Linked DNA regions of Homo sapiens: region 1 is linked to region 2. A link is an interaction called in ENCODE POLR2A ChIA-PET data of the cell type or tissue named here. Cell type or tissue: GM12878. All regions are shown on one strand. Each heading gives the region's core, and the rest is flanking DNA. Links, peaks and the distances in the headings are about the cores only. Region 1 overlaps ADGRA3 (adhesion G protein-coupled receptor A3). Region 2 overlaps ADGRA3 (adhesion G protein-coupled receptor A3).

The links. Peaks named below come from ENCODE experiments on the same cell type or tissue, not always from the same donor. Only the 100,000 strongest peaks of a DNase experiment are listed, where the experiment ranks them.
Region 1: POLR2A ChIA-PET joins it to region 2 with 5 read pairs; 2 of 35 experiments call an interaction of 5 or more read pairs at or near these places.

The regions. Positions count from the first base shown.
Region 1 is chr4:22,403,868-22,411,177 of GRCh38, reverse strand. The region is part of intron 14 of ADGRA3 (adhesion G protein-coupled receptor A3); the gene reads left to right. Among named protein-coding and RNA genes, the nearest start is that of MIR12115, 110 kb to the left of the region's middle. In GM12878, for the core only: no CTCF peak of the experiment used is centred there; no DNase peak of the experiment used is centred there.
Region 2 is chr4:22,480,346-22,487,655 of GRCh38, reverse strand. The region is part of intron 1 of ADGRA3 (adhesion G protein-coupled receptor A3); the gene reads left to right. Among named protein-coding and RNA genes, the nearest start is that of MIR12115, 31 kb to the left of the region's middle. In GM12878, for the core only: no CTCF peak of the experiment used is centred there; a DNase peak (open chromatin) is centred at 3,925.

The DNA.
Region 1 (7,310 bases), core at 863-3,362, 75 kb after region 2:
TAACAAGAAAAAATTGAGCAAAATAAATGAAACACAAAACATACACAAAAATGCATTTTATAAGCCTTCGCTGTGATATTGCACCATGTGAAACTTTTATTTTTATTTAGTCTAATACCAGTTTAAAGCATCTATTTGTGAACTTCCTAGCTGTTCTTCAAAACTATTAAATTAGTATAATCCTTTTCTGGAAGGAATAAGCTATTCTTTTATCTTTCAGACTTTTAATCTCTTAAAAAAATGTAATACACAATTCTTTAAAGTTAAAATACTGTAGTACTAAGATTTTTTTTCTATTTATTTTCAAAGACTTTTTCCTTTTCTTAAATGTAATTGTGCCATCTAGAGGCAGCAAAGAGAAATGTATTTGAAATTGTTGACAAAATTAAAGTTACTGCATGGGAGTTAGTTGCTAATTAAACATAAAGAAAAAGTTAATGAAATTATACCCACTTTTAGGTAAAGTTATGTTTAGGATTGAAAAAATTGTTTTTAAAAAATTAGAAAGCAAATTAGAAAGCAGTGTCTTTTTTCCTTATATTAAGCTTTTAAAAATTGATAAAATCCTATGTCTCTTGAATACCATCTTAATATATCCTTTTATATAGTAAGTCTAAATTCCTATCTTGGGATATAGTCCATAAAACTTTCCTTTATCTGATTTTAAGAGTTTTGAATTTTTAAAAAATGCGACATAAAGAATATACTTGTTCATAAATCTGAGTATACATCCTGCTATACCAGTTATTTACTAAGGTCTCATTGGGAGCCAGAAAAAAAAATTAAGCAGAAATTAGGTTTGCTTGAATGATATGATCTGGAATAGCCAGGTGGGGCAGGAAGATTCACAGGAGCTGGTGTCTGTAGGAAAAAACAAAGAAAGAAAACTGAATAGAAAGTAGGGTTATGATTAGGTTCAAACTATGTAGTGCTTAATACTTTAATCACTAGTGGTGAAGATAAGCTAATTTATATACATTGATTCCTCTTTTGTTGTGTTCACCTAAAAATATGAAACTAGAGAGCATTCATTAATTTTCTTTTTCTAGTGATTCTTTTACATTTGTTTATATAAAACATGCTGAATACCATCTTAATATGTCATTTTATAGATTAAAATGGTATTCAAAGCAACTTTGATATCATTTACTCTATAATTGAACATAAATGCTAGTGATGTTTTTGTTTAAATAATTTTAAAATAAGTACTATACTCACATGGATGTAATGTTTTATTTATTTCTACACATTAACATACAGTGAAAGCTGGAAGTCCTACCTATCTCTCGTATCACACTGATAAGTAACTACTGTTTGTTTCTCGCGTATTGTTGAGGAGACCCTCGTGTTTATGGAAACAAAAATGAGTATATGTTCCTATTTTTTTGCATTTTTGCACAAAGGTTGCATACTACACACACTGTTCTAAACCGTGCTTTTTTCTGTAGAGCAACATTTCTTAACTATGATGGTGATAATGTATCTTAAAGAAGAGGATGGTGATGGTGGTAGTGGTGGCCAATCTTTATTAAGCACTTATGTGTCAGCCACTCCTCTGATGTCTTTATATACATTCAGTTACTCAGCTCTTATAACAGCCTCATGAGAAATAGTACTGTCATCACCCCCACTGTACAGATGTGGAAACTGAGGCAGAGAGAGGTTAAATGCCATGCTCACAAAGCTAGTGCTGGTATTGGGATTTGAATTCACAGTCTCATTTTGGGATCTGTGTTAATAATCCCTCTGCTAAGTCTCCTTTCTGAAATCCTCTCAATATACGAGTTTCCTCATTCTTTCTTATCTCTGAATATTATGTTTCTACCATAATTTATTTAGATATTTCTCTATTGTGTTTGTTTCTAGTGGTTTGTACAGTGTCATTTTGCACATTTAATTGAGCATCTGTGAGACAAATTCTCCAAAGTGGAATTGATAATCAAAGGGACCAACTGGTTTAAATTGAGGTATTGAGCAAAGTGCACAAATATTGGTTATATTTTTACAAAAGAATGTATAAGAACAAGATTTGTAGTAGAGTGCTGGACAGTGCTCCTGTGTTTCTCTCTAGTCAGTTCCTGCCACCATCTCCAGGAACCACCCTTTTGATGTCTCTCACTATAGATAGGTTTGGCCTGTTTTTAGACTTTAGTTGTGTAGTATGTACACTTGTGTCAGGTTCTTTCCTGTCATTACATGGTTGGAATTTATCTTCATTTTTGCATTTAGCAGCAGTTTATTCTTTTCCATTGCAGTGTAGCAGTCCATTGTATCAATATGCCAAAGTTTGTTCATTTTATCATTGATAGCCATTTCTGTTTCTAGGTTTTGGGTGTCAAGAAAAAGCTGCTGTGAGTACTCATGTATATGTTTTATGATGGACATGTACACTCAGGAGTGAAATTGCTAGATTGTAGGCTTTCCATGTGTTTAGCTTTAAGTAGCTAAAGCCATGCAGTTGACCAAAGTGGTTATGTTGGTTTACAGTCTCAACAGTAATGAGAGTTCCAGGTGCTCTACATTTTGACCATGCTTGGAATTGTCAATCTTCAGTTTTAGTCTTCTGGTGGTAGTGTTGTGATGTATCATTCTAGTTTTAATTTGCATTTCTCTGGTGACTATTGATGTTGAGCACTTCTTTAGCTTTTTATTGGCAGTTTGGATATCCCCTTTTCCTGACGTTCCTGCTCAAGTCTTGCCTATTTTTAATTTTGTTGTCTTTCATTTTCTTAATTATTTATAGGACTTCTTAATATGGGTACTGAATATGAGCTCCCTGTTGGATTTATGTGTTGCATACATCTTCTCCCAGTTCATGCCTTTTTTTTTCCTCAATATTGTCTTTTTATGAACAGAGTTTCTTAAATTTTCTGAAGTACAATTTCTTGGTTGTTGTTGTTGTTTTAGTTAATGCTGTTTAAGAAATTTTTCTACCCCAAGATTATGAAGATCTTCTTTTTTGTTCTCTTCAGAAGCTTTAATATGTTTTACCTTTTATATTTAGTTCTGTAATTTGACTGGAATTGATTTTTTGTTGATGATGTGAGGTAGGGAGAATAAAATCTTTAAATTTGTATTCTTTGTTCCTTAGTGGGGAAAAAGCAACATAGAAGTAAGTCATAGTCGTCTTTTAACATTTTTGTTTTTTTACATTTCTGATTTCAATCTATTTTAAAATTTTAATGGTAAACTCTTATTATAATTCTTTATTCCCTTACACACAGGATGCCCTGATATATTTTCTTTGGATTCCTTTCCATTGTTCAGATCCTGGTACTTAGACAATTGCTTATTTTAATTATTCTTATTGATACAGTGATAATTATGGAAAATGTCCACTGATTTTATATTCAGTAATTCTGAGGCCTGAAGTAACACTTGTAAATATATGAATCTCTGACAAGTAAACAGTTCTAAAAACTTTTTCCATTGATTTGAATCCTTAGTAATGATCATCTTTGTGATTTTTTAACACACATTTGATGTTTAATTTCTCTGTATTAGTTCAGCTAACTTCTGTGGAGAACTTTATTTTTCATTTCTTGGCTTAGTTATTAAAGTTTGTACTGAGTAGAAGAGGAACTAAGATTACTATTTAGTGATGGACTGTGGTCATGTGGTTGCTGGAGGGCAGAGTCATTTTCTATTTTATTTATTACTGTGTTGCAAATGTGAGCAACAGTTTTACTTTTTCTACTCAAAGGTGTCTCATACCACCATTTTTATATAGTGTGTTTAGTAATGTTTTTGTTATCATAAAGCCTATATTTATTTACTACCATAATTGAAAATAATTTGATTCAGGTTTCTGCTTTCTCTCTCTCATTGTAGAGCTTTAACTTGTTTACTATCCTGGTATTCTAAAATTCTCAATTGCCGTAAATATTTTTATATTCTTTTTCTTTTTGAGGCGGAGTCTTGCTCTGTCGCCCAGGCTGGAGGGCAGTGGCTTGATCTCGGCTCACTGCAAGCTCCGCCTTCCAGGTTCACGCCATTCTTCTGCCTCAGCCTCCTGCGTAGCTGGGACTACAGGCACCCACCACCACGCCTGGCTAATTTTTTGTATTTTTAGTAGAGACGGGGTTTCACTGTGTTAGCTAGGATGGTCTCGATCTCCTGACCTTGTGATCCACCCGCCTCGGCCTCCCAAAGTGCTGGGATTACAGGCGTTAGCCACTGCGCCCGGCCTTATATTCTTTTGTATTGCCCAATCTAGCCAGATTTTTTTAAAGGTGGGAAAGCTAATAATGGCTTTTAATATTTTTTTTTTAAGGTGGGAAAGCTAATAATGGCTTTTAATTTTTTTAGTGGTTCTGTTTTACATGGTTAATACTACCTGCATAACAGCTTTAATTTGCCTCTTGGCCCCCAAAGTCTACAATGTTTACTATCTGGCCCTTTATACTATGCTTTTCCCTAGGTTCATTTTTCGGCAGGAGACCTCTTTGCGTGTGGGCAGGTCAAAAATGCTCTTGTGGGATTAATAACAGAATAATAAGGAACTGAAACAACTCAACATAAAAAATTTTTGATTTAAGAAATGGGCAAACGATCGGACTAGATACTCTGAAAAGAAGACATACAAATGACCAACAGGTGTATGAAAAAATCTCACAATCACTAGTCATCAGGAAAATACAAATCAAAACCACAATAAGATACCTTACCCCAGTTAAGTGGTTTGTATCAAAAAGACAAAAAATAACAGAATGTGGAGAAGAGAACTCTTATACATTGTTGGTGGGAATGTAAATTAGTACAATAATTATAGAAAGTAGTTTGTAAGTTTCTTGAAAAACTAAAAATAGAGCTACCGTATGATCCAGCAATTTCACTGCTGAGTATATATTCAGAAGAAAGGAAATCAGTATATTGAAGAGATACCTGCGCTCACATTTACTGCAGCACTATTCACGATAGCCAAGATAAACAATCAACGTTAAGTGTCCATCAGTCCATCAACAGACAAATGGGTAAAGAAAATATGGTATATATACACCAAGGAGTACTATTCAGTCATAAAAAAAGAATGAAATCTTGTCATTTGCAGCAACATGGATGAGCCTGGAAGTTATTTTGTTAAGTGGAATAAGCCAGGTACAGAATGACAAATAGTGCATGTTTTCACTCATATGTGGGAGCTGAAAAAGTTGATCTCATGGAGGTAGAAAGGAGAATGGAAAATACCAGAGGCTGGGAAGGGAAGGGTCTAGGAAGAGGGGGTGAAGTAAGGTTGGTTAATGAGTACAACCAAGTACAGATGGAATAAATTCTGGTGTTTGATAGCATGGCAGAGTGACTATAGTTATCAAAAATCTATTGCATATTTATTGCATATTTCATATTTCCCAATTTGATTTGGTCATTACACGTTATATGTACGGATCAAAATACTACATGTATGCCATAAATATATACAATTATGTGTCAATAAAAACATGTTGAGAACAAAATGCCCCTGTGGAAGCAGTGCCCTGTGCGACCAGTGACAGAGGTACTCATGCCTTTGTTCAGTCATTGTTGCCCTCTGTTTCAACATCTAGTTTCTTTTTCATTCTGTGTCACATTTGTTTGACTTTTGAAAAATAGCAGTTTCCTTTTAATTTTAATTTAATTTTTTTTTTTTTTTTTAGAAATAGGGGTTTGCTCTGTTGCCCAGGCTGGAGTGCAGTGGCGCAATCTCAGCTCACTGCAGCCTCAAACTCCCTGGCTCAAGTGATCCTCCCACTTCAGCCTCCCAAGTAGCTGGGGTTACAGGCACGCGCCATCATGCCCCATTAATGTTTTTATTTTTATTTTTTGCAGAAATGGGATCTCACTGTGTTGCTCAGGCTGGTTTCAAGCTCCTGGCCTCAAGCAATCCTCCTGCCTTGGGCCTCCCAAAACTCTGAAATTCTAGGCATGAGTCACTGTGCCTGGCCAAAAATAACTGATTTCTTCTAAACTTGAATGCCATATAGAGTATATTTTGAGAACTAAATCGGCTTTTAGTCGAATGTTTTATTCGATGGTATCCAGCTCCCCATATTGTTACTTTCTGCCAAGGGCTATGGGATGCACTTTTACCACCTTTCTTCTACCCCTTCTCCAACCCCCCTAAGATGATTAGAGGAGCCTCCATTTTACAGTGAGGTAACTGCCTCAAGTCTTATAGCTGGTAAGTGGCAACATGTTATTGAACATTTCCTGCAGTAATCTAAAGCAGGCACTGCTACAAAAGGACTTGAGAAGCTAAACTAGATATTGAAAGTTTATCCTCAGTTATTAGTTCTGTACTGGAATAGAAGCTTTTCATTGAATTTGGAGGAAAATATGTCTCTTCTCACTAGCATCTAACTGGTTTTCATTATCCCAACATTTCTTTGAATTTCCCTACTAATATTCTGGACTTTTAACAGAGTGCAACTATTTTGAGGCCATGTATTACAGGCTAGTGTTACGGGCATCTCACAAAGGCAAATTGCTCAGAATTGGTCCTGACACGCTTTTCTCTGGTCTTTTCCCTTTTGTGTACTTAATTTACAGACTGCAGGGCCTCCAAGGGTTGGAACTGTGTTCTGTCTATCCCTGTATATCCATTACTTGGTACTGTGCCTGACCATGGCCGGCACTCAATATTTGTCAAGTAAATGGGTGAATTGTAAGTTAGAGGCTCATCATAGTATAGTTGAGTAGTCTAGCTGGAATTCAGTTTCCTCTGTTCTCATCTCTGCTTCCCACTTACTGTGGTTTTTGTCATTAACTGTTCATCATTTGACAAGGTGAGGAGTTTGTTAGGCATCCTGATACCATCTTTTTAGATCTGTAATTGTAGATTGTGAACTTATGATTCTACCTTGGGAAAATTTGCCCCTTCCCTTCCTACTCTATTGAGGTCATCTTCCATTTCCTTGTCTGGTTGTCACTTATTCTCTTCCTTTCTTTTTTTTAATCTAGCTTTTCTTGTTTCAGATATTTTATTAATAACAGCTTCCTAATTGGAGGTATATCCACTGTGGGCTCCTTCGCTTATTCAGTAGTCACTTTTTAGCTATAAGAGTCAGTGCAGAAAGAGAATTTAGTGAAGGGATGTGGTTCTTACAACCCAGGTTATCTGGCATGGTGGCCAGGGTAGAGGTGTCTTTCCAACTTGCTTTGGTCTTTTATAAAGAGAGTAGCATTAAGATGCCCATTGTTTTCATTTCGGAGAGGCAGTGTCTGCATTGTTTTTGGGAGCAAGGACTTGGCAGCCAAGCTCCTTTGAATCTAATCCTTAAGGCACATAATTTTCTGTGCCTCAGTTTTTTAACATATAAAATGGGGCTAATAAC
Region 2 (7,310 bases), core at 2,454-4,953:
ATGGTGTAGTGTTTCCAACTTTAGATGAGTGCAGTGTGCCGTCATCCTGCTTTGTCATTAGATACCACTTATACTGTTATTTAGACCAAGGGTCACCAACCCCCAGACCTTGGACCGGTACTAGTCCATGGCCTGTTAGGAATGGGGGCTGTACAGCAGGAGTTGAGTGGCGGGTGAGCAAGCATTACTGCCTGAGCTCCACCACCTGTCAGATCAGCTGAGCGTTAAGAATTCTCACAGGAGTATGAACCCTATTGTGAATTGCACATGCGAAGGAGCTAGGTTGCATGCTCTTTATGAGAATCTAATGCCTTTGAAATCATCCCTGTTTCCCCCATCCATGGAAAAATTGTCTTCTGTGAAACCAATTCCTGGAGCTAAAAAGGTTGAGGACCTCTGATTTAGAATATATTGTCTCAATTTAAATTTTGCTCATTTAAAAATACTTATCTAAACAATATCTGTGAAGTTGTAGGTTTGAGTTATTTTACCATGTTAGTGAAAACATGTTAGAGGAATGTTTATGAACCCCAGAGGCGTTAACAGTTGGGGGAGACTGGTGTGGTGGAGCAGATGCTGTTGACCTTTTCAGGAGAGAGCACAATAGCCCAGCCTGGTTGGTATTCAACCAGAAGATGCTGATAATGAAAACGTCCACTATCAGCTTTATCATTCTCTAGCTGTGATGTCCAATTGCATGGATCTTAGAAAGCAGTCATAGGGCCTGCTTTAAGTGCTTCACCACACATTCTCATATATATTTACACAAGCCTTGTATTGTCTCTTAGAAAGGCCTGGGATGATATACAGATGAGGCATTAAGTAACTAAGAGGTTAAGAACTTGTCCAAAGTCATGAAGCCAAATCCTGGTGTTAAGATTCAAATTCTAGTATTTTGTATTCCGGAGTTTGCCTTCTGTGATTACTATTAAATGCTCGGTAATTATTGAGGGAGGGCAGAGACTGGAAAAATGACCCTAAATACAAAATAGGTTAGAGTTGCCAGCCAGGGCACTGAACCACATCCTCACCCCTTGGAGGTTCCCCTGCATCTGCCTCCCTTTCTTTGAGTTGTTGGAGCAGGATGAGTATGGCACTTTAAGAAGGGTTGTGGTCAGGGACATCTGACTGTTTTACAGAGGACCTGGGACTTTAGATTTTGGTTGATGTATGAGGTTTTCTTGTTTTACGCAGATACCCTTGTGATTAAAAGTAATAATGGTCAAGCTTTTTCTATGAGTTGTAGCTTTCCCTGGACGACGGGGAAAAGATGGGCTAGAAACCAAGCCGTCCATGAATCACTTAGCATCCAGAGAGGACATGTAAAAGAGGTTGGAGGCTCTACTTTTAGGAAATGACCCCTTTATGGCCCCTTAAGTAGATATACAGTGAGCTGCGTCTGTTTACTTTTTCTCCTTTCCTTTCAAAATTCTGTTGAAAATAATAGAAGAAGCATAAAAATATGGAAAGATCCATAACAGGGCTGCAAAATGAGAAAGTTGCTCCAGAGACCCCGGAAGCATTGAGGACGTTGTGGAATAAATAAAGCAGATGGGATCAGATTGATGGCGAAACTCCACAGCAAAGGAAGTAGGAACTTACAACCCAATAGAGACAGAAGTGGGAATAACTAGAAAAATGGATTTTCTTAACAGCATCCTGGATGATTCCCAAGAACTGAAACCATAGGGGGTGGCAACAAAAGTGACTAATGAGAGCGCCTGGCCAGGAATTAATAACCTGAAACAGCTGCTCCAGTTCTGCTCTCAGTCTGGCTCTGAGGGGATAGTGGTCCAGTTTGCTTCTGCAACAAGGCCATTTAGCTTAGTTTTAAATAATCTGGGAGATTTGCCAAGGCAGAATATAGTGGGCGACTGTATAGCAGGAGGGAGAAGTTGTAGCAGGTGCCAGGTATCTTTTGTGTCTCCATCTCCACGGATATGAGGTTTCTGAACCTAAAAGTAAAGGCAGTTCATTACCCATTATTTTCATGTGTGCTAAAGAAATCCTCTGCAGCAACTAATAGTGAGCGTTCTAGCCCCACATTTGTAAATATGAGCCAGCAACCAAGAAGGATCATCAGACATTTGAGAAGAAATCAACAGAATGAGAGGCCACCAAACCAGTCCCATGGAACCACTGGGGAAAAGTTAACACAGGAAAATTCTAATTCATAGTCTCAGATCCAAGAGCAGAGCAACTGATTAAAGAAAAAAAAAAGCATCTAATGGGAAAGGTTGAGCAAAGGAGGAGTTCTTACAAGTTAAGTGTGGGATTATAATGTTAAAAAGCTCTGGTGTGGGCCGGGTATGGTGGCTCACACCTGTAATCCTAGCACTTTGGGAGGCCAAGGCGGGTGGATCACTTGAGGCCAGGAGTTCGAGACCAGCCTGGCCAACATAACAAAACTGTCAAGTATGGTGGCCCATGTCTATGATCCTAGCTATTCAGGAGGCTGAAGCAGGAGAATTGCTTGAACCCAGGAGGTGGAGGTTTCAGTGAGCCGAGATGGCACCACTTCACGCCGGCGTGGGTGACAGAGCGAGACCCTGTCTCAAAAAAAAAAGTGCTGGTGTGGGGTCAGTAGGTGGGCTGAAGGGAGAAATGGAAACAACCAAGGACTTAAGAAAATTAGTCTTCTGGAAAATTAAGCAGAGGATTTATTCCACAATTCAAAGCAGAACGTTATTAAGATGAGAATTTTGAAGCAGAATTAAGAAATGTGAAGGTTGGAACTAAGAGATGGAATATCTGGCTAAGGAGCAGATGGAGAAAAAAAAAAGGCAGCCTAAACAATTCTTTGATTCAAGGATGCCATCAACAGTCAGATGCTTATTTCCAAACAACTTTTCAGCGAGGGAGCCAGAGATCTAATTATTCTTAAGAGCTGGTTTCTCTAAACGTGTACATATTTTTTTCCCACCCAGTGAAATGCCACTTCCTTAGCACCTCTGTCACCCCCAGCCTTCTCATGCTGAATCACTTAACCATTTGTATTCTGCATGGTATCATTTTAGTACAAAGCTGCTTACGCTTTTTTTTTTTTTTTTGGAAACAGGGTCTCACTCTATCGCCTAGGCTAGAGTGCAGTGGCGTGATCTCAGCTCACGGCAACCTCCACCCTCAGGGCTCAAGCGATTCTCTTGCTTCAGCCTTCCTAGTAGCTGGGATTACAGGCATGCACCAACACGCCCGGATAATTTTTGTATTCTTAGTAGAGACGGGGTTTCACCATGTTGGTCAGGCTGGTCTCAAACTCCTGACCTCAAGTGATCCACCCGCCTTGGCCTCCCAAACTGCTGGGATTATAGGCATGAGCCACTGCACCTGGCCTGCTTACACTTTTTATTTGAAAATAATTTCAAACTTACATGACTATTAAAAGAATAAGAATAATGGGTAGAACCTCTGTATATTTTTTACCCAGATTTACCTGATTTTCCCATATTACTAGCATTTTACCCCTTTATTTTTTCTTTTTATATATGCATGGAAAATATATTTAAAATCATTTTAGGGTATATTGCGTGCATTGTAATTGCACAGTTTTTCATAAAAGTAATCTTGACTTTTTCTTTAGCATCTTTAGGTTGTGATAATATAATTTGGATGCCTGTGTTAGGTTTTGCATTTTTTTACTTGGGGTTCATTTAACAGCTTTAAAAAAAATGTAATCATGCATCATTGGAAGTTTAACTGTTTTTCTTATAAGTTAGCTGGCAGCTTACCAGTTGTGACCTGCTTGAATGATAGTTCTCTATGACACATGAATGAATCCCTCCAGCCTCTCCTCAACTTCAAATTCTGAGAGATTTGATATTTCTCTGCCTTTAATTATGCTGACTGTCGTAGCATATGCAATCTTCTATTACACAACTGTTTATTTCAGTGCTGCATCATAGTGAAACCTTAATGTATAAACATTAAGCCATAATTAAGGATCCAGACTTAAAATTCAACCACAGTTTGTGTGTGTGCCAACAATGACAACCACTGATAAATGCTTAACTTCCTCCTTTTTCTAACAGCTGGAAGATTCTTTTGCTATCAGTTTTAAGATGGTTTTAAGTTTAGAAGGTCTAACATGTAGAAAAAGTATCTTAGGACACTTTTATTGCAGTATGAAGAGAAGGAAGAGTACTAGACATACTCTGGTAGAATTTTTGATTTCCAGAAAGAATCCCATAAGACTTAAGCAGGAATAAGGCTGGGACTGAGATTTATATTTCTGATCTGTACCACTGCATGCCATTAATTATAGGTGCTATGTCATTATGTCCTCAGGGAAGATCTTTGAACATAGAAACTTAAACCCAGTTTTATTTTTTACTTCATTAATTCATTGCACAGATGTTGTGGGACCTTTTCTGTTGGGTCTCCTGGGAAGCACATGCCAGAGGGAAGCACATGCCAGAGTGGAGCTAGGAGTTAAAGATGTTTACTAGGGGGAATTACTATGAAAAATAAAGAGAGAAAACAGAAGCAGGCATAAGAAGTCTTCAGATGGGAATTGCAGGTCTAGCACCTGTGAAAGGAGAGGGGAAGGAAAGGTCTGAGACTGTGTCACAGCTATGAGGAAGGCTTGGCCAGCCCTTTGCAAAGCTCTGGTAGAGATTGCCCACCAGAAGTCTGCTGGGTAGAAATGCAGAGCCCCGCTACCACTGCTGTGCTCAGTCATTGGCTGGGGACTGCCTGCAAAGTGCATGACTCTGCTTGAAAATTGACGGAGGCAGATCCTCTAGACGTCTGTGGCTGGGGGCCCTCAGCTAACTGCTCTCCTGCCCCAAGGCCCTCTTTTAGAAAGACAGCTGAGTAGGAGCATGTGGCTGCAACAGTCACTCATACTTGACACTGCTGGAATGTTAACTCTGCCATTTAGTCTGTGTGTGAACCTCAGCAAGTTAGCTAATTTCTTTTGCCTTGCAAATTTTTGGTAATTGTTTTGAAGAAAATAATAATATCTACATCATGGGTTTTGTTTTGTTTTGTTTGAGACAGGGTCTTCCTCTGTGGCCCAGGCTGGAGTGCAGTGGAACTATCATAGCTCACTGCAGCCTCAACCCCCTGGGCTTGAGCAATCCTCTCCACTCAGTCCTCCAAGGAGCCAGGACTACATGCTCACACTACCATGCCTGGCTGTTGTCTTTACTTTTTTTTTTTTTTTAAGAGTTGGGGTCTCACTGTGTTGCCCAGGCTGGTCTCTAACTCCTGGGCTCAAGCAGTCCTCCTGCCTCAGCCTCCCAAATTGCTGGGATTATAGGTATAAGCCACTGAACCCAGCTGTATCACAGGGTGCTGGTGAAGAATGATTGAGTATATTCACTGCACAATATGATCACTCAGATATTCACCATTATGTTCTTTTTTTGTGAGGATGCAATTATGGTCAAATTGGAAAAGATTTTTATACTTTATGTATTTTACTTTGTTGTGAGAGAAATGGTAGATACACAAATGCCTGAACAGAGTGATTTCAAATAATGAGAAGTGTTACAACAAGGTGAATAGAGTGAAGGCAAAACATTTCTTGACACACAAGAGCTAAAGCATACCACCCAGAATTATTTTCTGCAAAAATGAATGAATGAGTCAATGCATCCAATCAAAGGAAGAGACATTGATGAACCAAGTAACTAACCATGCTTATGACAAAATTGATTTAATTGCTGATGCCATGTGGGATTAAATGTAATTTTAATATGAAGAATTATCAAATGGATGGAGAATTTTGAGATTCAGTAGATACTCTCATTTTTGCTAGGAAGAATTATTTTAGAAAATGGCGTTTGATTTGCATTTATCTGAAAACAGAATAAGCTGAGACAGAGTAAAACAGAAGTTGGCAAACTTTTTCTGTAAAAGATCAATTAGTAAATATTTTAGGTTTTACAGACCAGAATGTCTGTTGCCACTACTCAACTCTGCTGTCCTAGCACATCCTCAATATTTGGTAACTCTTGGTCCTATTAAAATTATTGTAGGAGGTATCTTCTGAAAGAGGAAATCCTTTGTACACGTCTGTTTTACTCTGTAAAACTTTCACAAAAACATACAAATAAAAATAAAAAGCAGCCATCAACAATATGTAAACAAATGGGCATGGTTGTTTTCAACAAACCTTTAAGGGCATTGAAATTTGAATTTCATACAAGTTTCATGTGTCATGAGGTATTGTTCTGATTGTTTTTCATGCATTTAAAAATTTAAACACTGTTCTTAGAGGTCGTAGGCTTTAAAGAAAACCAGTGGCTGGCTGGGTTTTTTTGCTTTTGAACTAGAACTTTGAAGAATGTTGGGAGTCACCAGTTTTCATGACTGGGGTAAATGAAGGAAAGCACTGAAAATTTATTTTTGAGGAGTTAACATTCCTGATTTTTGCTTATCACAGGTGGCTCTAAAACTTTAGGATGTGTACCAATTGAAGTTAGTGACTCACCTGGCCCAAAATCTAGCCAACCTTCCTTTCTTATCTCTTTTTCTTGTACTTGATAAACAATGTTGTAGCAATAACACATATTATTATACAGGCCAAATCTAACACAGTGTCAATTTACATTAGTACAATTTGTAAAATGGCAAATCAGAAATGTCAAGGTGTGGAAATTTTTATTGTTTTGAGACTGGGTCTTGCTCTGTCACCCAGGCTGGAGTGCAGTAGCCAGATCATAGCTCACTATAAACTCAAACTCCTGGGCTCAAGCGATCCTCCTCCTTGGCCTTCCAAAGCACTGGGATTACAGGCATACTAGGGCCTCAAAGAGTGGAAATTTTAAATATGTAAATATATGCCTTGATCTTTCTGTGTGAATACCTAAAGTGCTTCCTCTCCCTGAGTCCTACAACACTGCATCTTTCTGGTATTTCATTTTGTAGATAGACAAAAGAATTCCATAAAGTCCCCTATTATTGGAACCAACGTAAGTATACAGCAATTAGCTTTTACAGACAGTAGTGCAATGAATAATTTTGCTGTATAAGTATATAATTATATAAGATGTAATATGTAATATATTTTGTACAAGTGCAAGTATGTCTTTAGGGTAAATTTTTAGAAGAGGAATAAATGGATGAAATAGTGTATATATGTTTATACTTTTACCCTCCATAGTTTTGTTTTGATTTTTTTTGTTTTGTTTGTTTTTAAGTGACCGGGTCTTGCTATGTATATCACCCACGCTGATATTGAACTTCTGGGCTCAAGCAATCCTCCCACCTTCACCTCCTGAGTAGCTGGGACTACGGGAGTTAAGCTACCATGCCCAGCTGATTGTACTGATTTATAGCAAAATATTGAGTGGCTGTGTCCCTCA